Regions from separate parts of the Homo sapiens genome. Here region 1 is linked to region 2. Evidence: read pairs that join two places in POLR2A ChIA-PET (ENCODE). Cell type or tissue: GM12878. All regions are shown on one strand.

Evidence for each region. ChIA-PET counts read pairs that join two places held together with the same protein. Peaks named below come from ENCODE experiments on the same cell type or tissue, not always from the same donor. Only the 100,000 strongest peaks of a DNase experiment are listed, where the experiment ranks them.
Region 1: POLR2A ChIA-PET joins it to region 2 with 16 read pairs; 2 of 35 experiments call an interaction of 5 or more read pairs at or near these places.

The regions. Positions count from the first base shown.
Region 1 is chr7:69,874,338-69,882,337 of GRCh38, forward strand. All of the region lies in intron 1 of AUTS2 (activator of transcription and developmental regulator AUTS2), which reads left to right. Among named protein-coding and RNA genes, the nearest start is that of AUTS2, 280 kb to the left of the region's middle. In GM12878, no CTCF peak of the experiment used is centred here; no DNase peak of the experiment used is centred here; H3K27ac peaks cover 2,055 bases.
Region 2 is chr7:69,803,408-69,811,407 of GRCh38, forward strand. The region is part of intron 1 of AUTS2 (activator of transcription and developmental regulator AUTS2); the gene reads left to right. Among named protein-coding and RNA genes, the nearest start is that of AUTS2, 210 kb to the left of the region's middle. RefSeq lists an enhancer at 726-775. In GM12878, no CTCF peak of the experiment used is centred here; DNase peaks (open chromatin) are centred at 934, 1,325 and 4,412; H3K4me3 peaks cover 965 bases; H3K27ac peaks cover 3,147 bases.

The DNA of each region.
Region 1 (8,000 bases), 71 kb after region 2:
GATAAGAAAGAGGTTAGAACCATAAGCAGGGTCCCAGTCATGGAAGGCTTTATTTGGAGATTGAAATTGATTATTGGATAGCCATTGAACATTGTAAGCAAGGAAGTGGCATGCTTAAACTTGCACTTTGGAGATGTCACAATCCTACAACAGGCTGAAAGGCTGGAGACATGGAGGCCACTTGGGATGTTGTTAATGGAAGTCCAGATGAGGAGGTCTGAATTAAGGTAGTAGCAGTGTAGTCACAGTGAGGTGGACAACAGATGGCGGAGATTAAGAAGGTGGAATTTGTAGGTGTCAGCCCCAGGCATTGCATCTATTTTTTTTTTCCAAGTTGTGGAGACGGAGTTTATCTCTGTCACCCAGGCTGGAGTGCAGTGACGCGATCTCGGCTTACTGCAACCTTTGCCTCCCTGGTTCAAGAGATTCTCATGCCTCAGCCTCCCAAGTACCTGGGATCATAGGCATGCACCACCATGCCCAGCTATTTTTGTTTGTTTGTTTTGTATTTTTAGTACAGACGGGGTTTCACCATGTCGGCCAGGCTGGTCGCGAACTCTTGACCTCAGGTGTGAGCCATTACGTCCAGTTGCATTGCATCTGTTTGATGTTGGGTATCTAGGATGTACATCTGTCAACTCGTGATGCCTCCCTGAACCTTCGATGATTATCTATTGACTATAATCTACCCCCAACCCTTTTTTTTTTTCCATTTTCATCTTTCACTGAATTCCTCTGTGGATCCATTGATCACGCTTTGCATATTTATTCCTTCTCCCCCAACCCCATTCTTCCTGGATGAGCTTTTTGCTCTCTTTTAAACCATTGCACTTGACTGTCTAGGCATTTGCCAGTATATCAAATAAGTATGTATTTGAAAGTCTAGGTGAGCCTTTCTTAAATACTGGATGCTCAGTCTAAGGTATCCATTGTGTTTATGGAATTACTTTCTCTCCTGTGTATCTAAATGGTACTAGTTTGATACTTTTCTGAAGATAATTGAGAAAAAGTAACTTTGATCTTTTTTTCTTCTGTGGTTCAGAAGAGAAATTATTTGTTTCTTGCTCCTATCTGAGCCAGATTGCAAATTTAGTGCTAAGATTTCTGGCATTAAGAGGATTATTATTATTATTGTTAAATTGATTGTCTCATTAGATTACCAACATGAGGCTCATGGGACTTAAAAGATTTATGCCCATATCCTGGTTCCATTTTTGTGTAGAGCCTGTGGGATGAAAATGGCTCACAGGTCTGTTTGTGACACAAGTAGCTTGATAGATGGCCTATGGTTCATGTGTAGAAAATGTTGGCGACTATAGATTTATTTTAGTATCATTTTAGGAAGCACAAAAGTGGTGTCCCAATTGAACCTTATGGAGAGAGCATCATTACTTTCCATCACAGGTTCAGACTTTGGGACCCCAGGGCTCTGGAAATGGAACTCTTTGAAGAGGTCAGAGCCTCTATGCACCCTCTCAGTCAACTCAACTGCATGTAGAGGAGGGAAAGAATGTTGTTATTATTCTTAATATTCTTATAGTAGCGTCTAATAGTACATTAGTAAATAGTTATTCACAAATGGTTGTTCCTATTGCTTAGCAATTTCTGATTTCAGATTTGTGTTTTGGATATATGTGCATACTGACCTTCTGCCTTTTAATAAATCTAGAATTCATTTGATAGTACAAATTAACAAAACCAGTTGTAATAAAAATATTGAATTTTAACTTTAAAAAATATGCAGTGTGGCCAGGTGTGGTGGCTCATATCTGTAATCCCAGCACTTTGGGAGGCCGAGGTGGGCAGTTCACGCGGTCAGGAGATCGAGACCATCCTAACGAACACGGTGAAACCCCGTCTCTACTAAAAATACAAAAAAATTAGCTGGGTGTGGTGGCGTGCGCCTGTACCTCGGGAGGCAGAGGTTGCAGTGAGCTGAGACTGTGCCGCTGCACTCCAGCCTGGGTGATGGAGCGAGACTCTGTCTCAAAAAAAAAAAAAAAAAAAAAAAAATATATATATATATATATATATATATATATATATGTATATATAATATGTATTATATATACATAATGTATTTTATATTTATATATATTTTGAGATATATATAAAATACATTATATATATACATAAAATATTTTGTGTATATATATATATATATATATATATATATATATATATATATATATATATATATATATATATTTTCAGTGTTCATATAACAAATTTCTTTTGAGAGCTACCAAGGACCAGACTTGGTGCTGTGGGATATTTGATAGGTGTGAGACAGTCTTTTCCTCAGAGGGTTTGTATCCTAGGAGTAGGGATAATGATAACTGCATAAGCCACCTGATTGATCTGGAATTGGATGCAACTTTTACTACAGGAATTGACATAAGGATTTAGACCCTTTTCCAGTACATTGACCTAGTAGTATTAACAGGACTGTGGCAACTTTGAACTTCCCTAATGAGAAAAACATGTGTTGGTGAGCAGGTATTATCACATCTTCCCTTGCTTTTCTGTTTAAATACAGTATCCTATTCAGATAGGCAAATCTCTGATGTTTTGTTGAGTGAAGTCTATGGGCCAGATCACATAATAGATGATGTGTTTGTTGGTTGCCCACTGATTAGCTTGGGACTTGTTACCTAGAGGTCCATGGCCCTTCTGAAGTCTTCATTATGTTGTTAGTTTCCCAAAATGATCCGCTGACACTTGTTCTAAATATGGTTTATTTTTTGCAGCTTAATGATTTACTTATTTGCCAAATACTGGGATTTGGTTTCAGAGAGCATCCTTTTCTACCTCCTTGGGTATATAGGCCTTGATTTATAATGTCTAGTTACTCTGTCAATGAATCAGTTAGTGACCATTTTGAGTGTTAAGAGCTTTGAGTAAAGAAGTGTGTGAAAAGCCTTCTGCCACCAGGAAGCTTGCTTCCCTGTGCCTAGTCTAAACCAAAAGTCTTCAAACTTTTTTGATTGTGAACCCCAGTTGGACAAATCACTTAGAGTAAGCACCTCATTTTAAAGTTTTATATTTATACTACTGTACTAATATATAGATCAGAAACATACCGAATTAGAAAGTAATAAAGAATGAGATGCATATTTATTTATTTACTTAAACTTTTATTTTAGATTCAAGGGATACACATGCAGGGGTGTTACCTGAGTATACTGGGTGATGCTGAGGCTTGGGGTATGAATGACCCCGTCACCCAGGTACTAAGCATAGTACCTGGCAGTTTTTCAACTCTTGCCTCCTCCCTCCCACTTCTGATAGTCCCCAGTGTCTTTTGTTGCCGTCTTTATTTCTATGAGTACCTAGTGTTTAGTTCCCACTTACGGGTGAGAACATGCAGTATTTGGTTTTCCTGTTACTGTGGTAATTCGCTTAGGAGAAAAACACATTTAAATAGACATTATAATGCAGTCTTACCCCTCAGTGGAACATCCTACAGACCACTGGTGTAGACAGAAAGTGCTAGAGGGGTGCTTGGGAGAGAGAAATCATCCCTGAGGCACGTAGTGAAGAATGAGTTGTGTGCAGGACATCACCAGAGTCATGGCAGGCCGTGGAGAAGATATAGTTGGTACCATCTTTTGGTGTAAGCAGCAGGGAGCCATGGATCTTCCTAGGAGGAGCCACAAGGTAGAAGTGGCCATGCCATAGATGCCTGCATAGCATAGTGGGCTGGGGTAGACGGTGGGGGGCATGTGTGTAAAGAGAGAATGTGAGGGAGACAGGTTGGTATCCTAATCCTAATCCCACAGCAGAATAGAAAGGCAAAGAGGATGGTGGTGGCAGGTAGGGTGAGGAGGTAGTGAATATGTGGACATTTCCTGCATGACCAGAACTGCTAAGGAGGAAGTGAGTCTTGAAGTCTGCTGGACAAACAATGGTTTGTAGTAGGAGAACCCTAAGGTGGAGGGAGCGGGGAGGGGAAGGACTGGCCACATCCCAAAACCTTATTATGTCCAATTTTACTGCAGCTGTTTTATGACTGCAACATTTTTGTTCAGGAAATCGTTTATTTACCCCCACACCTTTTCTTTTAGACTAAATGACAAGAACCAGTGCTCACATCCAGGGTCAAAGCTAATCTTTGAGGAGGTGGAAAACGCCTCCTTGTTTCATTGTCTCTCTTGAAAGTGGTGTCTCCCTTTCACTCTCCTGCAGGAGAGAGATGTCCAGGTACTGCCTAAGCAGCCCCAGTGAAAACGGATGGTTCTTGAGGCTTCCAGAGGTCAATCTGGCATAAGAAGTAAAGAAGAAGCCACATGACTCGGAGAGGCAGAATTTCTTTCCTTGGACAGGATAGAGCTTTTAATTGAATCCAAATCACATCTCTCATCCTGTGAATGCTGGAGAGCAGTACATTTTTAACTAGGAAGAGCATCAATTATGTATTAGCCACGATACTAATTTACCCTGAGTGTGTGTCTTAGAGCTGGCTTTCATCTCTGCATAGCCACTGATGTAATGCCATTGTGTTTCTATACTCAACCAGTCGCTCTTAAGATAGGGTGTCCTGCTATTGAAAAGAGTAGAAAGTAGGGATTGCTATTGCTGAGGCTCTTTCTGTGTTCTTACAGCTGAGGGCCCTTTGGGATACCACCTTAGGGTGGGAGAGCTGTTCACTCACCGTTGTGCTTTGAGATGCAGACTGGGGCTTGTCCTTTTACTCTGATGCTGCTGCTTTATCAGTTATTTGGTATTATTGTGTTCCAGGATAAATCTCTGGAACCCTCAGTTATAGATATTTGAGACTTTCTGTGTGTGTGTGTGTGTGTGTGTGTGTGTGTGTGTGTTTGAGACAGGGTCTTGCTCTGTCGCCCAGGCTGGAGTGCGGTGGCACGATCTCAGCTCACTGCAGCTTCCCTCCATCCTGGGCTCAAGTCATCCTCCCACTTCATCATCCCAAGTAGCTGGGACTACAGGCATGTGCCACCATGCCCGGCTATTTTTTTTTTCTTTTTTTTTTGTAGAGACGGGATTTTGCCATGTTGCCCAGGCTGATCCTGACCTCCTGGGCTCAAGTCATCCACTCACCTCAGCCTCCCAAAGTGGTGGGATTGCAGGCGCGAGCCACTGTGCCCAGCCTGAGATTTTGAACATTTGCCTCCAGAAAATGTAGGCAGTTTCTGTGGCTGCTTATTTCCTCGCCAGTAATATATTTTGCTTGTTCCTAGAGTACTAAATGTAATGATGACCAAAGTGGACTGAGCATTTCCTAGATCTTGACACTCTTCTAAGCACATTATATATATTAACTTATTAAATTCTCACAAAAATCCTATGAGGTAAATACTATTATCATCCCTATGTTACAGATGAGGAAAATGTTAAATAACTTACCTAGTGAGTGTAGCATAGGCTCTGGTGTAAAAAGCTGATTCAAACACCTGCCTTGCCACTGTGAATCACGGCCCTCAGTCCTTTCCTGTGAAAAATTGATTTTTATTTTTTTTGAGACAAGGTCTTACCCTGTCACTCAGGCTGGAGTGCAGTGGTGTGATCATAGGTTGCTGCAGCCTTGACTTCCCAGGCTTAGACAATTCTACCATGTCAGCATCCTGAGTACCTTTTAATTTTTTAGAGAGATGGGATTTCCCTATGTTGCCCAGTGTATTAGTCCATTCTTGCACTGCTACAAAGAACTAACTGAGACTGGGTAACTTATAAAGAAAAGAGGTTTAATTGTCTCATGGTTCTGCAGGCTGTACAAGAAGCATGGTTGGGGAGGCTTCAGGAAATCTTCATTCATGGTGGAAGGTGAAGGGGAAGCAGGCACATCTTACGTGGCCTGGGCAGGAGGAAGAAAGTGGGGGTGGGGGTGCCACACACTTTTAAACAACTAGATCTCGTGAGAGCTCACTCAGTATCATGAGAACAGCAAGGGGGAAATCCGTCCCCATCATCCAGTCACCTCTCACCAGGCCTTACTTCCAATACTGGGGATTACAATTCAACATGAGATTTTGATGGGGACACAAAGCCAAACCATATCACCCAGCTGGGAAAATGGATTGTTAATAGTACCTGCATACAGAATTGTGGTGGGCATGTGATTTTGGCAGGTGATAAGCTCTTCATTAGCATTCACTACCACAGTGAACACCACCATCCTCCTCCTCATCATCATAATTATCTATCCAGAGGATCATGTGAGATGCTTCAAACCCCTGACTAAGGCAATCTCAAAGGATAATTTGCCTCAGGTGTCAGAATTGTTTAGCTGTACTTGCCTTTCCTTGCAAATATAATGGCAGAAAAAGAGGAAAATTTAGACATTTTGAGCCTTTTCGAAGCGGGAAATCAGGTAAGATATTTTCAGATAGATAATTTGTTTTCTCCTTGTGCTCTTATCACTTCCTTCCTCTTTCTCTCCCACCTCTGAGAACCCTGGATGAGGGTAGATGAAGTAGAGGAGAGGGTGGTGACAATGGTGGTAAAAGAAAAAGTAACCACCAAACATGTACAGAACCACTCCAGCATTTAATTAAAGCCTGCAGCCCTTTGTCAGCCAGAAGCTCCTCTCATGGTGAGAGAGGCAGAGAGCCTTGTCACTGTCTCTAGAATTATTTGTATAATTCAGCAGCTGTTTCCCTCAGATGCCTACCACACGAGGTTGGATTATAAAGACGTATGAGTAGAATCGCCAAGGTTCAGACACTTGTGTTCACTGTTGAGCTGAGAGCCACTTAGGCTGTTCTTGTACAAATGCATTAGATTATGGTTAAGCAGCTTATGGACATAAAAACACATTAGAACTTTACAGCACTCTATAAATTATAGTTTTTGCAGCATTCACAGCCACAATGCTAGGTAATTACATTCATTAATCTACTAGTAAGAGCACATAAAGTTGCCTCCCAAACCTTACTGTATGTGTCAGTACTCAGCTGGGAAGGAGAGTTTTTTTCCTCTCCTTTTTCCCCGTCTTTCCCTGTTCCATTAAGCCTTGTGTGGGAAGATTTTTGATGTTACATTGAGGTGTTCCCTAAAAGAATCCAATAAACCCATTTTTTTTTTTTAATGGTTAGGCTCTGGCAGGAGGCCTTGTAGGTAATATTTTCATGTTGAGCTGCACCTAGTAACTATTTTTGTATGCATTTATTTTCTTTTTGGAAATGGACAGATGTCTCATTTGGAAAGCCAGCAAGTTAAAGCAGTTGAAAAGAGATTAATGATAGAATCAGTGGTAAATGCTTTTTCAGGACTTCTTTTTGCCTCTCTCTGGTAGCAGTTAACATGATGGTCCTTTTAATTTTGGATCTATCAGGAGTACAAAGTATTGCTCTCTTCCCATGCCAAACTTTCCTAAAGTTTCCATCTTTCCATATGGTGATAGGAAATGCCTCCCCCCACAGCCCTGTCTCAGAACTTTCTCTTATTTGCATGTCTCATAAATTACAGAAGGCAGATTTAGGAAGAAATGCTGGAACTTTATATGGTGCTAGTATTTCAAGGAGCAAATTGTACTTTCTTCGCATTATTTCTCAGGTTAAATAGACCAAGTGGACCAGGCGTGGTGGCTCACACCTGTAATCCCAACACTTTGGGAGGCCGAGGTGGGTGGATCACATGAGGTCAGGAATTTGAGACCAGCCTGCCAACATGGTGAAACCTCATCTCTACTAAAAATACAAAATTAGCTGGGAGTGGTGGTGCACGCCTGTAACCCCAGCTACTCAGGAGGCTGAGGCAGGAGAATCGCTTGAAACTGGGAGACGGAAGTTGTAGTGAGCTGAAATCAGGCCACTGCACTCCAGCCTGGGCAACAAGAGCGAAACTCTGTCTCAAAAAAAAAAAAAAAAAAAAAAAAAAAGACCAAGTGATAGGCTGGGCGTGCTGGCTCATGCCTGTAATCCCAGCACTTTGGGAGGCTGAGGTGAAAGAATTGATTGCTTGCTCAGGAGTTTGAGACCAGCCTGGGCAACATAATGAGACCCCATCTCAATGTAATAAATAAGTAAATAATTTTTTTA
Region 2 (8,000 bases):
TTGCTTCTCTATAATGATGTTGGATTGCTTTGCTGGAAATCCTTACCATCTTGGTTTCTCTCCTCTGTTTCCTGTAAACACCAAATAAAAGTCCTTGCATACAAATGTTACCATCTTTGGAAAAAAAAAAAGTCCTTGTAGTTGTTAACAGTTACAGAAAATATAACCTGAAGACTTGGAGTCAAAAAACAAATCCCTGCCTTCCCATACAGTCAGTACCAGCTATAAGCTAATTAAACTCAACTGTTCCCACCTGTTCCCGGGGAGGCCTCTAACAGTGGCACATGCTTTTCTCTTTGGGACTTAACATTTTTCAGAACTCTTTAAATTTCATTTTCTAGGCCAGGCATGGTGGCTTTTGCCTGTAATCCCAGCACTTTGGGAGGCCAAGGCAGGAGGATTGCTTGATTCTATGAGTTTCAGACCAGCCTGGGCAACATGACAAGACACTGTCTCTACAAAATAAACAAACAAATTAGCCAGGCGTGGTTCCAGGCACCTGTGGTTCCAGCTACTCAGGAGGCTGAGGTGGGAGGATCATTTGAGCCTGTGTGGTTGCGGCTGCAGTGATCATTGTTTGCACCACAGCACTCTAGCCTGGGTGACAGAGTGAGACTCTTGTCTCAAAGAAAATTTTTTTTCATTTTCCATTGACACCATACTAAACAACGTGTATTTCCAGAATCAACCTTTATTTCCCTAAGAAAATGTAGATTGTGATGTCCCTGGTGAGCAATAAGTTAATATTGGCTGATAGTATTTGAGCAGCAGTGACAGATAGGAGGAAGACAGGAGGGAAGAGATGGGAGTGTTGCTGGGGGAGTGGGTGTGAAACCATAACACACATATATGGTCACGTACACATCTGTAGTTTACTCAAATGGCATTTTCACAAAGCACAGTAGTGTTGCAGGTATCCCCCAGTGGGCACACAGAGCTTTCAGTCCTCACTGTGTGAAACTTCTCATACCTTTGATGTTGAATTTAAGTTCATTAGTGGCTCCTATAGCATGTCAGAGGTTTACCTCACTTGGTTCCTGACTCAACTCTGAAATGCTGAGTTTAGGGTGGATTTGAAGTGTCACCTTCGTCTCTACTTTCTAAGAGTCAGTAAAGAGCTGCCATGATAGTTAATCCTATAGTGCCTCCAATGAAGACTTAAATATACTTACTAGCCCAGACTTTGCTTTATCATTCTCCTGATCTATTAGTTTTATTCCTGTTGACAGCCAAAATGTAGGATCATGAACCCCACAGTTACATGGATGGTGACAGACCTGAGTTGTTGTCGAGAATCGTGCTGAGTTTTGTTATCACATTTCTTGTCTCGATTTGTAGCATCTCTGGATTTTACTTCTTTACCAGAATAGTGGTTATCAAAGTGTGGTCTTCGAAGCAGCAATATCATCATCATCTGGGAACTTGTTTGCAATGCAGATTTCCAAGGCTCTACCATGACTTCCTGAATCAGAAACCTTTGAGGAGGAAGCCAGCAATCTGTGTCTTAACAAGCCCTCCTGTGATTATACCCAACTTTAAGAATCACTACACAGACAGACGTTGCTTTCCTTTTAGTCTCTTGAGCTTGTAACAGTTGATATTTTAACTTTTATATGAGAGAGGACAGTTATATCTTCCTTTAAACTCTTATTTGGTGCAGTTGATTGTCAGATGCAGAGTGCTGATGTGAGGATGGACTGTGAATATGATCCACTGTGGCAGTGTTTATAGTCTCAGCCCAATGCCTTGTTGACTTAAGTAGCAGCCTTGATAACAGGAGATAAATCTGCAAAGATACTGTGAGGTTACATGGCAAGGCTTTTAAAATACACCAACATTACATTTGTGGCAAGTGCTTTGCTCAATGTTGGCATTTTTGAAGTCACCCTTTACCTCTGCCCCCTGCCCAGAAATTTCCTTGTGAGAAATGTTTTTACGTTAGACAAACTGCCATGGGGGAGGATAGTCAGAAAGAGGAGACAAATAATACGCAGAGGCAGACTTTTTTTTACATTTGTTGCTCAGAAGAAAAAAATTCCAATGAAGAATGAAAGAGGCTTCATATCCTGAATAAAGTAAATGATCTGGGTAGGATGGTACAGGAATAGAATGTGACTATAAAAAAGAACCAAATTGTGCAGACAAGAAAATATGAAGGAAAAAAGAATAGGAAAAAGACAGGGAAAATGCAAATTCTTATGGAATATTTTTGCAAATCTGTGTACAGAAGGAACCAAGCAACGCAGATCAGTTCTTCTGAGGCTGGGAGTTCTAAAAATTATGCAGTATCAAGGAAGGCTTTCTTCCTGAGTCAAGTGTAGGAAGCAGAACCAACCTTTATTTCTCTATGAAGATGTATATTGTGATGTCCCCAGTGAGCAATAAGTTAATATTGGATGATAGTATTTAGGCAGCAGTGACAGAAAGTTTTCTTTCTCCTGACTGAATCTCACACCAAGGTCCCTTTTTATTTTTAATTGTTTAGTTTAATTTTTGTTTTTTGTTTTTTGAGACAGGGTCTTACTCTGTTGCCCAGGCTGGAGTGCAGTGGCGCGTTCATAGCTCAACTACATCCTCAAACTCCTAGGCTCACACGATTCCCCCACCTCAGCCTCCTGAGTAGCTGGGACTATAGGCACGTGACACCACACCTGGCTAATTTTGTAACTTTTGATAGAGACACACACGGTCTTGGTCTTGCTATGTTGCCCAGGCTGGTCTCAAGCGGTCTTCCTACCTCCACCTCCCAAAGTGGGATTACAGATGGGAGCCACCATGCCCAGCCAAGGCTTTTTTTTTTTTTTTTTTTTTTTTTTTTTTTAAACCAGCGTCACAACCACAGAAGAAAGACAAGAGGAAGATATGAAGACAAAACTCAATTTTTTTTACTTAGTGTGTCTAGGTAAAGGTTTAGTAGGAGATAATGTAGAAATGAAATATGATAATAGCTTATTTGTGTTGAGTGCTTTGATGTATGAGGCATTATTCTAAGGGCGTTATACTTGTTGAACTGTCTACTTCTTACAGAGTCTGATGAGCTACACTCTGTTTGTGTATTTGTTTTTGGTGGCTTTTTTGAGACAGAGGCTCACTCCACTGTCCAGGCTGGAGTGCAGCGGTGCCATCACGGCTTACTGTAGCCTCGATTTCCCAGGTTTAGGTAATTTACCCACATCTCAGCCTCCCAAGTAGCTGGGACTGCAGGTGTGCACTACCACGCCTGGCTAATTTTTTTGATGAGCTAGACTCTGTTACCCTCATTTGCTAGTTCATGAAATTGAGGCAGAGAGAGAAAGTAAGCAATCTGGCCAAGGCCACACAGCTAGCAAATGGGATTTAATCCCTAGCATTTTCATTCCAGAGCCTTGCCTTTAGCCATCACACTCTACTGTTTCTCTTCCATAGTCGTCTTCTTTCTTGTGATTCCAAGTTAAAGAATTGTCATGGATGAGCTTTTTCCAGGAGTAAAGGTACTTGTTGGACTCTTCATCAGATTTGGTCGCGGGAAAAGAGGTTGTTGCTCTTCCTTAGAGACCTGTTCTTTCTGCATTTAAAATCTGAGTGTAAATTTTTTTTTAGCTGGAAATTTTAAACGTGTAGCAAGTGTGGCCAGCTTGCTCTTGTAATGTTTAGTTTCCTGGACCTCATGTTGCCTCCCTAAAACTTAAATGGGGTTGTGGTTGCACAACAGTATCATGGAAATGAAATGAATCTTAAGCCTAATGAGTTTGAATAAGATGAGCACAATCTAATTTTGTTTCCAGTCGTTTTTCCTCCTTTAAACAAAGAATATCATGCCAAATTGGAAACATTGGATTGTGTCACTGTGGGTATTTATTTTTTACTACATGTCACCAAGATCCAGATTTGTTGAGTGTATTAGTTACATATGGGGTAAAATTCTGATTTTTTAGGTGTATTAGTTATGTATGGGGTACAAAATTACCACAAAACTTACCATCTTAAAACAGCAAACTTTTACTATCTTAGTTTATGTGGGTCAGGAATTTCTGAGTGACTTATCTGGGTAGTTCTTGCTTGACTTCTCTTTTGAGATTCCAGGAGTAAAGGTACTTGTCAGACTCTTCATCAGATTTGGTCCCGGGAAAAGAGGTCATTGCTCTTCCTTAGAGACCTGTTCTTGTTGCATTTAAATTCTTAGTGTAAATTTTTTTTTAGCTGGAAATTTTCAACCTGTGTAGCAAGTGTGGCCAGCTTGCTCTTTTAATGTTTAGTTTCCTGGACCTGCAGCCGAAATGTTATCTGGGGCCACTGTCATCTGAATGTTTGACTGGAGCTGGAGAGTCTGCTTCTAAGATGGCTCATTCATATGGCTTTTGGCAGGAGGCCTTGGTTTCTCACCACATGGACTTCTTAACATGACAGCTGGTTTTACCAGCGTGACTGATTCAAGAGAGAGAAAAATGACCTAATCTTGCAAGTCAGACACTGTCACTTCTGCCACATTCTGTTAGTCAGAAGCAGGTCATTAATGGCAGCCTGCACTCAAGGGGAGGAGAATTAGGCCCAAGCTTTTTTTTTTTTTTTTTTTTTGAAATGGAGCCTTGCTCTGTTGCCCAGGCTGGAGTGCAGTGGCACGATCTCCCAGGTTCAAGCAGTTCTCCTACCTCAGCCTCCGGATCCTGAGTAGCTGGGACTACAGGCTTGCACTACCATGCCTGGCTAATTTTTGTATTTTTAGTAGAGACGGGGTTTTACCATGTTGTTCAGACTCATCTTGAACTCCTGACCTCAGGTAATCTGCCCGCCTCTGCCTCCCAAAGTGGGGATTACAGGTGTGAGCCACCGCACTCCGGCCAAGGCCGCACTTTTGAAGGGAGGAGCATTAAATTGTGGACGTATTTTAACCACCATAGTAGGCCTGACTCCACACCTACTAAATCAAACTCTCTGGGTATAGTAATTTTCATTTTTAAGATTCTCTCAAATGATTTTTATACACACTTAAAATAGAGGACAACTGGGTATCTAGAAGTAAATGAATGCTATCATGGCACTATACTAGTTTATTTAAAAGGCCAGATGTTTTTCACATGTTTAGCATTCTAAATATTTGAGGTTTGTGGATGAGGTCACTTGGAAGTAAAAAAAAAATTTTTTTTCAGGTTTGCGCTTAGGCACTAAATCATATACTAGGTAATATAGTACACTCTGCTCAGACTGCATTTTATCTGGATGGGCCCTTAGCTTTTTTTCTGTTGCTCATTCAGGCAGATGAGCCCCACTCTAATGTAGCCTGTGGTATCTGACCAGCTGCTCTCAGTGCATATAGCCCAAGCAGGAGCTGTAGCTCCTGATTAGAAAGAATGAAGTATATGTCTGGGCAGGGCAAGCCAAAAGGGATTCTGAGGTTCTTGTCTCAAGATCCAGGGTGAACCAGGCACCATCTGATGATGGTCTTTGGCTCATTGGCTCCTACAGCTGCATACTTTGTTAGGAGACATGAGGGGTACAGAACCAGGAGTTTGCAAAGAACAATCATTTGCCTTCTGGAGCCCTTCTAACCTGGACATCACACCCTTTTGATGTTAAATGACAGACGTCTGGCTCTGTGTGACATCATACCTATCTTATCTTAGTGTACCTCAGCTAACCTCCTGAGGCTTTTGGTGGGGAATCAGGCCTCATTCCCCATCATAGACATAATTTCCTTTTTTTTTTTCTGAGATGGAGTCTCGCTCCGTTGCCCAGGCTGGAGTACAGTGGCGCGATCTCGGCTCACTGCAAGTTCCGCCTCCCAGGTTCACACCATTCTCCTGCCTCAGCCTCCCCAGTAGCTGGGACTGCAGGCACCCGCCACCACGCCTGGCTAATTTTTTGTATTTTTTTTTGGTAGAGACGGGGTTTCACTGTGTTAGCCAGGATGGTCTCCATCTCCTGACCTCGTGATCTGCCCGCCTTGGCCTCCCAAAGTGCTGGGATTACAGGCGTGAGCCACCACGCCTGGCCGATCATAGACATCATTTTCTTACCTTCCCATTCACATTAGCTCTTAGCCATCTGAATGCATGCCTACAAGGAATGCAATTGGTTGCTTAAGAACGGAGGAAACATGTTATGGAAATCTATACTTCTCTTCAAATGTTTGTACCACTCACCTACCCAATTCCCTTCCCACCCCAATCAAAAGACAAATACCCATGCTCAGAACCTGGGGGCTCACATTTTACCTGAAATTCCACAAGTAACAGAAGCACACATTTAGGGGATAAAACCCTAGAGAGAGAGTAACACAATCCTGGCTGCCATCTCAGAACAAGAGAGCATTGTACCCAGAGTCCATGATCACATACTGGAATGACTGTGTGACGGAGCTGACATGCCCCAATAGGTACAACAGATTGTTCTGCTTGTAACCAATCAATACCACAATTAACAAATATTTATTGAACACCCCGGAAGCACCCTGGTATATACTGTCCTCATCAGCTATTTGTTAGAATAACACGAAACCTCCTGATCCTCTGTCTGCCTTCAGGCTTGCCTCTGCCCCAATAAAATCAATTCTCTACATCAAAACCAGAGTGACTTTTCCTAAAATATACACATTTGACCAGGTCATTTACCTTGAAATGTTCTGGTTGATGTTCAGCATCCAGATAAAGCCCACACTTCCCAGCATGACCTAAGAACCTGACCGTGTGACTCTGCTTCCCTCTTACAGCTTCTCCACACATGTTCCAGCGTCCAGGCACTCTCCACTCCTCGTGCCTCCCACCATGCCCACCTCTCTTGTCCTTCCCATCTTTATGTGCCACATAACAGCGGCTAAGAGTGCCGGCGTCAGAGCTCATAAGGCTTTGATTCAAAACCCAACTCTATGACTTAATAATTGTAGAGTCTTGGGTAAATTACTGGATGTTTCTGAGCCTCAGATTCTTCGTATACAAAAATAAACCACCAGCCTCACAGGATTCTCATAAGGATTAACTGTGATCATATTTAAAATGTTTAGCACAGTGCCTAGCCCATAATTAAGACTGAGTAAATATTGCTATTGCTATATTGATGTATGGAAAGCCCTTGGCACACAGTAGTTGTTTAATTAAAAAAAAAAAAAGATCCTTGTCTCCGGGAGCCTCAGTTTTTTTTTGATCATTGGAACTTCTCAGTGTGACATTCAGAGTTTGATATAGGAGTGGGGATGGCATTGGTGTGGGTAGAGAACTAGGGTTTTGAGGGAAAGAGAGAGAAAGTTGATAGGAGGAGCATAGATGTAAAAACCATTGTGTGTTTCCATGTGATCTTCCTTCCGTTTGAATATGACTAAAAATGTCATTCGTTTTGGGGCAGGGAAAAATGGTAGACTAGGATTCGGAAGAAACTGACATTCTGACGTTGAGTAAGTCACTGCTTTGCGCCTTTATTAGTTCATATGTAAAATTGGTTCATCAGATACTGTTTTTGAGAGCTTTTTAAAGACTAGAAAACATAACGTGAAATAAAATGACAATATTATACCCCTAATTCTACATTTACAGCATATTCAACATTTTTTTGAAAGCAACATTTTTGTTTACACATAACAGATGCTGAAGCACACAGCCCCCTAGAAATGGAGGTTGCCAGGAGGATAAAGAAGATCATGAATGCTGCCAGTGTCTCTAATCTTTGCCCTCATTCCTTGTGTGTCTCTCATTTGAGAAGTTCTCACCTTTCCTGGGGGTTCTCTGGCCAGAGTGTTTTTACTCTGCACCACTCTACCTGCCGTTGACTGGGTTACCTTCATAAAAGAGGAATCTGAAGGGCCTTATGGGAAGAGTACTGCTGGTGGACACATGGAATCAGGAAGCATAGTTTGAAATCTAGCACAGATTAAAACTTGACCTAACACTCAAAAGGTTTTCTTCTCTGTGATCTAGGGCTCTCTGTGGTCACCATATTGCATCACTATGAGGTTTAAGATGAATGTGTGGGTACCTAGCAAAGGTCTGGCATGTGATGGATACAGGACAGTCTTGTCTTTTCCTACTTGGACA